Regions from separate parts of the Homo sapiens genome. Here region 2 is linked to region 1. Evidence: read pairs that join two places in POLR2A ChIA-PET (ENCODE). Cell type or tissue: OCI-LY7. All regions are shown on one strand. Each heading gives the region's core, and the rest is flanking DNA. Links, peaks and the distances in the headings are about the cores only. Region 1 overlaps COL15A1 (collagen type XV alpha 1 chain). Region 2 has its middle 57 kb from the start of TGFBR1.

What was found. Peaks named below come from ENCODE experiments on the same cell type or tissue, not always from the same donor. Only the 100,000 strongest peaks of a DNase experiment are listed, where the experiment ranks them.
Region 2: POLR2A ChIA-PET joins it to region 1 with 5 read pairs; 2 of 35 experiments call an interaction of 5 or more read pairs at or near these places.

What each region holds. Positions count from the first base shown.
Region 1 is chr9:98,988,611-98,993,987 of GRCh38, forward strand. It overlaps COL15A1 (collagen type XV alpha 1 chain), which reads left to right. Exons shown (of 42, transcript NM_001855.5): 5 at 568-648. Among named protein-coding and RNA genes, the nearest start is that of COL15A1-AS1, 47 kb to the left of the region's middle. In OCI-LY7, for the core only: a CTCF peak has its summit at 871 (motif pointing right); no DNase peak of the experiment used is centred there.
Region 2 is chr9:99,159,745-99,165,121 of GRCh38, forward strand. No RefSeq gene overlaps it. Among named protein-coding and RNA genes, the nearest start is that of TGFBR1, 57 kb to the left of the region's middle. In OCI-LY7, for the core only: a CTCF peak has its summit at 3,242; a DNase peak (open chromatin) is centred at 3,257.

The DNA.
Region 1 (5,377 bases), core at 108-5,107:
AAATGTGGAAAGAAATAAAATGAACAACCAGGCTGGGCGCAGTAGCTCACGCCTGTAATCCCAGCACTTTGGGAGGCCGAGGTGGGTGGATCACTTGCGGTCAGGAGTTGGAGACCAGCCTGGCCAACATGGTGAAACCCCATCTCTACAAAAAATACAAAAATTAGCCCGGCGTGGTGGCGTGTGCTTGTAATCCCAGCTACTCGTGAGGCTGCGGCAGGAGAATCGTTTGAACCCAGGAGGCAGAGTTTGCAGTGAGCTGAGATCGCACCACTGCACTCCAGCATGGGTGACAGAGTAAGAGAGAACCTGTCTCAAAAAAATAAAAAAATAAAAATAAATAAATAAAACAAATAACCAACCATGCACACTGCACACACGCTGTCTCCTTAACCCCACTCCGTCTCTCATAGACACACACACACACACACACACACACACACACACACACACACGGTTTCCCTGTAGGAGAGTCGGTTTGTCAGTTTCTGTAACTTTCCCAGTCATCCAACTCTTATGGGCCCTGCCCGCTCTGCCCGGTGTGTGGCACAGTTTGTCTCCACACAGGCATCTGGAGAGACCAGTGGGCTGCAGGAGGCAGACGGAGTAGCTGAGATCTTAGAAGCCGTCACCTACACTCAAGCCTCGGTGAGTACTGGGATGCTGTGCCATGTGATCTTGCTCAGCTTTTAGCAGGCTGAGAATTACTAGAGGGGGCCCAGAGTCCTGGGTCTGACCTCTTTGTTTCCAGACCTGTGAGCTTAATCGTTGACTCATCTGGGGGGGTCAGGAAAATAATGGCCAATGGGCACTTTGCAAAATCCCCTGGTGAACCGCAACACCAGCTTCCTCAGTGCCACCCTGTGTGTGGCCATCAGAGGGCTGTCAAGGGCAAACGCTGTGCTGTATTGCTTTGGAGCCTTGGGTAAAAAGCCTGTGGCCTTAGGTAACTTACTCAACCATTCTGAACCTCAACTCCTCTTCCAAGAATGGTGATTCTAATAGCCCTATCTCATAGGGTTGTTTCCAGGGTTAGATGATGAAGTGCAGGGACAAGCCTCAGCCCAGCATCTGGCATGAGGGAAATGGCCCTGAACGATGGCTCTTGTTATATTTGCTCAGTGCTCCAGCTGTGAAAGCACAGTCAGGACCCCAGTCTTGTGAGTCACAGAGTCCTCCAGGGAGCTCACTTCTGACGCATGGGAAAGGCAATCCTAACTTCCAGTGGCCTGGACCTCCTCCCTCCTGGGAATGCTCCCTGTGGCTGAGACATGGAAGTGGTTTTGAAAGCACTGAGTCAGACTGTGGGGACACCCAGGAGCCTGTTTTTAATGAAAACAGCAAGCAGCAGCAGAGTCACTAAATACAGCAGAGCTTCAGCCGTCTCCTTGCCTGGTCAGGCTACTTTGTAAACGTATCTCTAATAGAAGAAATCAGGGAGATGGAAATTAGGCAGTGGCTGGAGATTACAGACCTTGGGCAGCAGGGCTGTGCATGCAGCAGAGCTGTGGATGCAGCAGAATAGAACTAGACTCTGTTAGCACTGGAAGGACCCAAAGTCCTGTACATCTCTTTCTGTACAGAGGTGTACGGAAAACTGCCCTTTGTGTACAAACTGAGCAAACCAAGGCCCAGATAGGGGAAGACACTGACTGAAGGGTGTATGGGCCGGACTGGGGTAACAGCATGAGTCTCCTGATGCCCATCCATGGGGTCATGGCCTGAGTGGTATTGCAAAAGTCCATCCCAAGGATGGCGGCCAACTCTTGGCCAGTTGGGATGAATGAAGTCAAGGGTCCAAGTTGCCTGCCTACCTGGTGATTGGGGAGGGCAACTGCTTTGGGTGGTGTGGCTATCCTGTGTGCCCATCAGCCCTTGGCCATCCCACAGGCATGTCCCAACCTGGGGCAGTAGGACACAGAGTGGCCTTCACATCTGATGCTGCCCTGTGCACCAGTTCACAATTCACAGCGAAGCCAACTCAGGCAAAGGTGCCAACAGCCCAAGGTTGCCCTTAGAGAGGGACAGGAAAGGAGAGTGGAGTTTGAGCCTGAGATGATCACAGGGGACAGAAGTAGGGCAGAGAAGCTTGGGAGGGGGCACCAGAGCTGGGCAGCTTTGGACAGAGATAGAGAAGTGGGAGGGGAAGGAAGAGAACTGGCATTTCTTGATACCACTGTGTACCTGGTGCTATTGTGTCTGGAATTGGTGGGTTCTTGGTCTCACCGACTTCAAGAATGAAACCACGGACCCTCGCGGTGAGTGTTACAGTTCTTAAAGGTAGTGTGTCTGGAGTTTGTTCCTTCTGATATTTGGATGTGTTCAGAGTTTCTTCCTTCTGGTGGGTTCCTGGTCTCGCTGTCTTCAAGAGTAAAGCTGCAGACCTTCGCGGTGAGTGTTACAACTCTTAGGGCAGTGCCTCTGGAGTTGTTTGTTCCTCCCGGTGGGTTCATGGTCTTGCTGGCCTCAGGAGTGAAGCTGCAGACCCACCCCATGAGTGTTACAGCTCATAAAGTCAGTGCGGACCCAAAGACACTAACAGCGATATTTATTGCAAAGAGCAAAAGAACAAAGCTTCCACAATGGGAAAAGGACCTCACCAAGTTGCCGCTGCTCACTCAGGCAGCCTGCTTTTGTTCCCTTATCTGACCCCCCCCCACATCCTGCTGATTGGCCCATTTTACAGAGAGCTAATTGGTCCACTTTACAGAGAGCTGATTGGTCCGTTTTACAGAGAGCTGATTGGTCCATTTTGACAGGGTGCTCATTGGTGCGTTTACAATCCCTGAGCTAGACACAGAGTGCTGATTGGTGCATTTACAATCCTCTAGCTAGACACAAAAGTTCTCCAAGTCCCCACTAGATTAGCTAGACACAGAGCACTGATTGGTGCATTTACAAACCTTGAGCTAGATACAGAGTGCTGATTGGTGCATTTATAATCCTCTAGCTAGACATAAAAGTTCTCCAAGTCCCCACTAGATTAGCTAGACACAGAGCACTAATTGGTGCGTTTACAAACCTTGAGCTAGATACAGAGTGCCGATTGATGCATTTACAATCCTCTAGCTAGACATAAAAGTTCTCCAAGTCCCCACTAGATTAGCTAGACACAGAGAACTAATTGGTGCGTTTACAAACCTTGAGCTAGACACAGAGTGTTGATTGGTGTGTTTACAAACCTTGAGCTAGACACAGAGTGTTGATTGGTGTGTTTACAAACCTTGAGCTAGACACAAGAGTGCTGATTGGTGTATTTACAATCCTTTAGCTAGACATAAAAGTTCTCCAAGTCCCCACTAGATTAGCTAGACACAGAGCACTGATTGGTGCATTTACAAACCTTGAGCTAGACACAGGGTGCTGATTGGTGTGTTTACAATCCTTTAGCTAGACATAAAAGTTCTCCAAGTCCCCACCCAACTCAGGAGTCCAGCTGGCTTCGCCTAGTGGATCCCGCACGAGGGCAGCAGGTGGAGCGGCCTGCCAGTCCCACGCTGCCTCCTCAGCCCTTGGATGGTCGATGGGAACAGCCGCCGCAGAGCAGGGGGCGGTCCCCGTCAGGGAGGCTTGGGCCATGTGGGAGCCCACTGCCAGGGGGCTCGGGCATGGCAGGCTGCAGGTCCCAAGCCCTGCCCTGCGGGAAGGCGGCTGAGGCCCAGTGAGAATTCGAGAGCAGTGCGGGCCGGTCGGCAGTGCTGGGGGACCCGGCACACCCTCTGCAGCTGCTGGCCTGGGTGCTAAGCCCCTCACTGCCCAGGGTCGGTGGCACCGGCTGGCCGCTTAGAGTGCGGGGCCCGCCGAGCCCACGCCTACTTGGAACTCTCACTGGCCCGCAAGCGCTGCACGCAGCCCTGGTTCCTGCCCACACGTCTCTCTCCACACCTCCCCACAAGCAGAGGGAGCCGGCTTCAGCCTCTGCCAACCCAGAGAGGGGCTCCCACAGTGCAGTGGTGGGCTGAAGGGCTCCTCAGGTGTGGCCAGAGTGGACGCCAAGGCCGAGGAGGCACTGAGGGCGAGCGAGGGCCGCCAGCACGTTGTCAATTCTCGCTATTGTATGCATGATTTCACTTTTGTTTCTTGCCACCCTGCAAGGTAGGTGGCATCAGCCCCATTGTGCAGATTCAAAAATGAATGCCCAGGAGGTGGGGTGCCTCTTCCAGGGTCACAGGGTAGTGAAGTCAGGACTCAAGCCAGGCCTCACTCCCCAGGCTTGGACCCTCCCCAGGACCATGGCACTGCAGGCACTGGGGCAGATGTGGGGCACGTGTCAGCCAAGGGGGGCTATGAAATCAATCCCCAGACTATCTGGAAAAGTGAAAAAGAAAAAGTTGTTGGTGATTTGATGGACTTGGTGGCCTCTGGGGAACCTCTAACACTTTCTTTCCATGCTTCCCCAACCCAACTTTTCTCAGTGGTTTTATGGGAACTGGTGCATATCAGAGTTCCACCAAGCGTGAATCCCAGCTCTGCCACTTACTAGCTCTTGACCTTGAGCAAGTGACTTAAGCTCTCCAAGGCTCAGTTTCCTCCTTGGTTACAATAGAGTGGACCTGCCTCATAGGGTCAGTGTGAAAATTAGACAAATTGCCCTGTGCAAAATGCTTGGACAGTGCCTGTTGTTGCTACTGTTGACCAGTGGGTTTGTTGTGAGGATTAAGGGAGGTGATGTGATGTGTCAGAGAGCAGCTCAGTGCTGGACTCAGCACCGGGCATAGTACAGATGCCTCGTTCCTCTTGGGGCCTCCTGGTTGGCCAGTGGCTTGGGCTGACAGGCATGCCAAACCCCTGTGGCTGCCTTCAGTTATTAAGGGGATTGCCCTGGGCTGTGCCTCGAGGCCTGATGGTCCTGACCTTAACCTGTCTGTTCCTGATCATCAGAATGCCTTCCCTGTGCACCCGTCTGTCTGCACCACAGTTCACGCTCTTCCACATGCTTCCATTTCCTTTAGTCTCATTTGCAGGGAGGTGTTTGGGGTCTCTTCTACATAGGAGGGCACTGAGGCCATGGAGATGGTTGCTGGAGGCACCCAGCCTGGAGGTGGCAGAGCCAGGTCTCCAGCTCAGGGTCCAGAGTGCACTCAGTCATGCCACCCCTGAGCTGGGGACTTCCCCCTTTTAACATCTCCTGGAAGGGCTTTATGGCATTTTCCGGCAGCCACCCTCTAGGACGGGGAATTTCCCTCTTCAGCTCAGACAGTCCCCGCCCGCCCCTTGTCTGTCTAACTTCTTTCTTGGAATGAATCTCACTTCCCCATCCTCAGCCTTTCCAGCCTGCCACCCTTTGAGACATGAGCCGTCGCCAGTGAACTGAATTGCAGACTTTCTGAGTGGTCAGGGACTACAAAGTCTGCCCCTCCTTGCCTTCTTCCCCATT
Region 2 (5,377 bases), core at 202-5,201, 170 kb after region 1:
GCATGTCCCGACGCACCCTGCTTCCTGCCTTTCTGCTAGGCTCCGCCCTTCGCTGGAACTGCATTTTTCCCTCTCCTCTGCCTTGCTAACTTGAATCAACCCCAAGGCTCAGGTCGGAAGGCATTTCCTCCACTATTGTTGCGCATCCTGCCTGCTGGCAAATCATTGATCCCCTGCTGCATTTCCAAATCACTTACCTCATTTCATTGCACATCGTTCCTGTTTTAATCCCCTTAGGGAGTTAGGACTCTTGCTCTCCCTCTCTTCCCTTGAGAGAAGCAGACGGTTTCTGTGTATTTTCCTGTCCAAGCACCTAACGTGAAAATTAACAAAATAGTTTGAGTGCTTATTTTTGGTGCTAACTCTGCTGGGTCCTTGGATGCTCCGGGAGTCTGGCATGTTTGGGGTGCTTTGTCAAAATTTTTAGGGGTCTTCCCTAAATGGCTCCCACCACACTCTGTTTCCAATGCCGCATCATTTCGTACACATGCCTCCCTCTAAGCCCTTGTATTAATTTTACGTCTCTGTGTTGTTCCAAGGCTTGCTGCTGCAACTAGCTATGAATGCCTGGAGAACAGGGACTCTGTCTGATTCATTTCTGTGAAGCTCTTGCCTAGTCCAGGGCTTGGCTCAGAGCACGCACTAAGAGGAGCTTGTTGAATGAACGAATATTCAATTAAAGGAATCCCAAATGAATATGAACCAATCTAACAGAATGTCGCTATGGAGATGGATATTTACTTCATCAATAAGGAGAGTCCTTCATCCTGGGGCTCCCCAAATGCAAGGCCTACAAGTTTTTTTATAAAGGGATTTCTTACTGCCCCACCAATTTCTGGCCTCCCCTTGCTATTCCGTTTATTTATTCCATCAACTACTTCCATTTTTTTTATTGGTTTATATTTTTCTCATATTTGATGGCATTCTTTTTAAAACAATGAGCTCTCCTTAGTCAGAACCCAGCACCTTTTAGTAAGATGGAAGTTTGGGATCTTCTGATTTGAATTACGTAAAGTGAAAGAATATTTTTACATTCTTGATACTTATTCTCAATTTTGCATTCTCTTTATGGCACATTGACTGTATAATAAATCCTGTACATATTATTCATCTCTTTATATTTCTTTTCTTGTACTGTTCTCCCAAATGAAAACCAGAATTCTTATTCACAGCAATTTAGACCAGCCCAGCTTATGAGCAGAGTGATACAGGTCATTTTGGAAGTCTTTCCAGCTCTATTATTTTGTGATTCTCATATAGTTCTTACTTTTTTTTTTAACCAATGATTGAATGAAATCTGTTTTGATCATATTGGGATGTTCATATTTTCAACCTTTATTCATTTGTTTATTCTCTCAAGTTCCTTTTTATGTGATTTTTAAAAACATTTCAACTTTTATTTTAGATTCAGGGTGTACATGTGCAGATTTTTTTACATGGTTATATTGCATGATGCTGAGGTTTGGGGTATGATTGATTCTGTCACTCAGGTAGTGAGCATAGACCCAATGCATAGTTTTTCAGCCCCTGTTCCCTCCTACCTGCCCCGTGCAGCAGTCCCCAGTGTCGGTTGTTCCCATTTTTGTGTCCATGTGTACCCCGTGTTTAGCTTATAAAGTGAGAACATGCCATATTTGGTTTTCTGTTTCTGTGTTAGTTCGCTTAGGTTAATGGCCTCCAGCTGCATCCATGTTGCTGCGAAGAACATGATTTTGGTTTTTTATGATCGTATAGTATTCCATGGTGTATATGTACCACATTTTCTTTATCCAATCCACCGTGGATGGGCACCTAGGTTGATTCCATGTCTTTGCTATTGTGAATAGTGCTGCAATAAACATGTGAGCATCTTTTTGATAGAACAATGTATTTTCCCTTGGGTATCTGAGTAATGGAACTGCTGGGTTGAATGGTAGTTCTGTTTTAAGCTCTTTGAGAAACCTCCAAACTGCTTTCCACAGTGGTGGAACTTTATATTTCCAGCAGCAGTGTGCAAGGATTCCCTTTTCTCTGCAGCCTCCCCACCATCTATTATTTTTTGACTTTTAATAAGAGCCATTCTGACTGGTGTGAGATGGTGTCTCATTGTCAACCTTTAAAAATGAACAAGAGTTTGGTTCATCAGATCGCATTGCCTATGTTTTTTGTTTGTTTATTTGTTTGTTTGTTTTTGAGACAGAGTTTCACTCTTTCACCCAGGCCAGAGTACAGTGGTGAGATCTCGGCTCACTGCAACTTCTGCCTTCCAGGTTAAAGTGATTCTCCTGCCTCAGCCTCCTGAGTAGCTGGGATTACAGGCGCCTGCCACCACGCCCGGCTAATTTTTGTATTTTTAGTAGAGATGGGGTTTCACCATGTTGGCCAGGCTGGTCTCGAACTCCTGACCTTGTGATCCGCCCGCCTCGGCCTCCTAAACTGCTGGGATTACAGGCGTGAGCCACCACGCCCGGCCACTGCCTACCTTTTTAAAGAATGTGTCCTAAGCATGGTTAAGTTTGATACAGACATTCGGTGCTTGCCAAATACAGGCTGAGTTTAGGATGGCTCACCAAATATATAGCTTGATTCCTCCTGGACTATCTCATGCCATGGCTATGTTTGAGTCATTCCAAAAGCCAGTCGAATGGGATCTGTGACTCTGGGTGGAAGGGGCCCTGCATAGTACTTAACATAGAGTGGGCATCAATAAGTATTTGGTTGAATACACGAGTGCATGCAGATAATCTAACTGTAATCTAACTTCCTCAGAAATGCTGATGTTCTTCTGTAACTTCCAGGATGGAGGGTCACAGTGCTTCTCTATTGACATATATTCAGTGAGCAGGGTGCCTTCACTGTTTTCACAGAACATTATCTTATTTTTGGAAAGTAACAATTAAAACATTCTTTCTAGCAGAGTGACATATGTTGGCCCATATCTCCTCCCCACTCGTCTGCCAGGGTCCCACACTCCCAGCCTTTGTCCTGTAGCACAGCAAGTAAGAAACTGAGACCAAGTCCCTTTGGGTAGGCTCTTTACTAGGCTGAACAGAGTCTGTTTCTTAAACTGTCACTCATACCTTCCCAAGCATCCCTCAGTATGCTCCTGATTCCTTACTTCTATGGCTAAGAATCCGTGTGCCTGGTGGAAGATAACCCAGATTTCAGGTCTGTGCAGATCTCAAAATATCTCAAAATCTGTTTAAAAATCACAATTTAAAAAAAACTCAACTTAGCCTGTTCTCCAATAAATCCTCAATAGGTGGCAGTGTTGATCTTTCTTTGGTCTCTGGTCTGCGGGAGTGTTTTGGTTTGTTTGTTTTGTTTTCATATTAGAAAAGAGTTGAGGTTTCTACCTAGTTTTAGATTGAGTTCTACTAAATGTAGTTCTCAATCAGACTATTTTTCTTGAGGCCATACCAAAATCAATGACTGTTTTTCTTGAGGCCTTACCAAAAGCAATATCTCCTACGCCAGCTAAAAATGTGGTAAATCTTCAAGCTAGTATTCTATTATTTAACATTTTTAATTATAACAATTATTCATGGTTGTAAAGTTTCAAAAGCTACAGAAGTGTAGAAAGTAAAAAGTGAATGAAAGTTTTCCAGGTGTTTTGCTATGCACATAAAAATGCATATAGTTATAAAACATATAGATATATAACATTTATATATATAAATAGAGAACAATATGGATAATATGACTCTATATAAAAATGTTATATATCTGTATGTTTATATATAAATGTTATACATCTGTCATGTTTATATATGTAAATGTTATATATCTGTATGTTTATATATAACTGTTATTTATCTGTATGCTCATATATATGGCACATATATATATGAGGTCATATTAACCATGTTAGTCTGCAGCTTACATTTGCTTCTTTACATAGTGTTTGTTCTTCCACGTCAATATATATGATCACCATTCTTCCCACTTTCATGGCTTATAACAAAACTTTTACATTCTTTTTTTTCTTTTCCTTTTTTGAGACAGGGTCTCACTCTGTTGCCAGGCTGGAGTGCAGTGGCACAATCTCGGCTCACTGCACCCTCCGCCTCCCAGGCTCAAGCAATTCTCCTGCCTCAGCCTCCCGAGTAGCTGATTACAGGAGCCCACCACCACGCCGGGCTAATTTTTGTATTTTTAGTAGAGACAGGGTTTCACCATGTTGGCCAGGCTGGTCTTGAACTCCTGACCTCAAATGATCCACCCATCTCGGCCTCCCATAACATTTACATTCTGTTCTGGAACTACAGCCAAGTCTTCTAGGCTTGAATACTTAAACCAAATAAAAATAGCATTTACCATATTGTGGTTATACAAATATTAATCACTGCAGAAAAAAGTGTGATAAAATCTATAGAGAAAGAAAGAATATTCCATGTATTTAATACCAGCCACACAGCTGTCAACATTCAAATCTTGGTCTTTTAATGTAGTTTTTACTTTCCTCACTTTTATTCAGGTATCATTGTTTTTTATTTGCTTCAGTCTCATTTTTTTGAAATCTCATTCTTTCATTCCCTTTGTTTTGCACAAGTACTTCCGTGAGTAATTTTTACATTCGAGTGCACACGTGATAAACTTTCCTTGCATTGCTGGAGTATAATTTCAGCTCAAATTCATATTCCATTGGAGTTTTTTTTCTTTTTTCTTTTCTGAGACAGTCTCACTCTGTCACCCAGGCTGCAGTGCAGTGGTGCAGTCTCAGCTAACTGCAACCTTCACTTCCCAGGTTCAAGTGATTCTTCTGCCTCAGCCTCCTGGGTAGCTGGGATTACAAGCACGTGGTACCACACCTGGCTAATTTTTGTATTTTCAGTAGAGATGGGGTTTCACCATGTTGCTCAGGCTGGTCTCGAGCTCCTGACATTAAGTGACCTGCCTGCCTTGGCCTCCCAAAGTGCTGGGATTATAGACTTGAGCCACCATACCCAGCCTCCACTGGAGTTTTAAAGGCATGATTTTTAAAGCATTTCTGATGGGAAGTCTGAAATTAATTAAATTCTCATTTCTAATATTCAAGCTTTTAAGCCTTTCTCATTCTTCTTGGGGTTCTGAAATTTCTAAAAATATCTAGGTATGGGTTTTGTTTTCATTTATCCTGCTTGGTACTTAGTGGCCTCTTTCAATCTGAGGACTTGTATTTTTTCCCAGCTCAGGGAAACTTTCTATTATGTCTTTGACTTTATCCCCCACCACCTCTCTGATTTTTTTTCTTACCTTCTGAAACTCCTACTGAATTGATGGATGCTAGCCTCCTGGAGCTTTCCTGTTTCTAGACTTTTAGTTTTTACTATGCTGACTTTTTTCTGTATTTCTGGAGATTTCATTGACTTCCACACAACTGCTCTGGCTTTTGGTCTTGGCCATTCTATTATTCCTG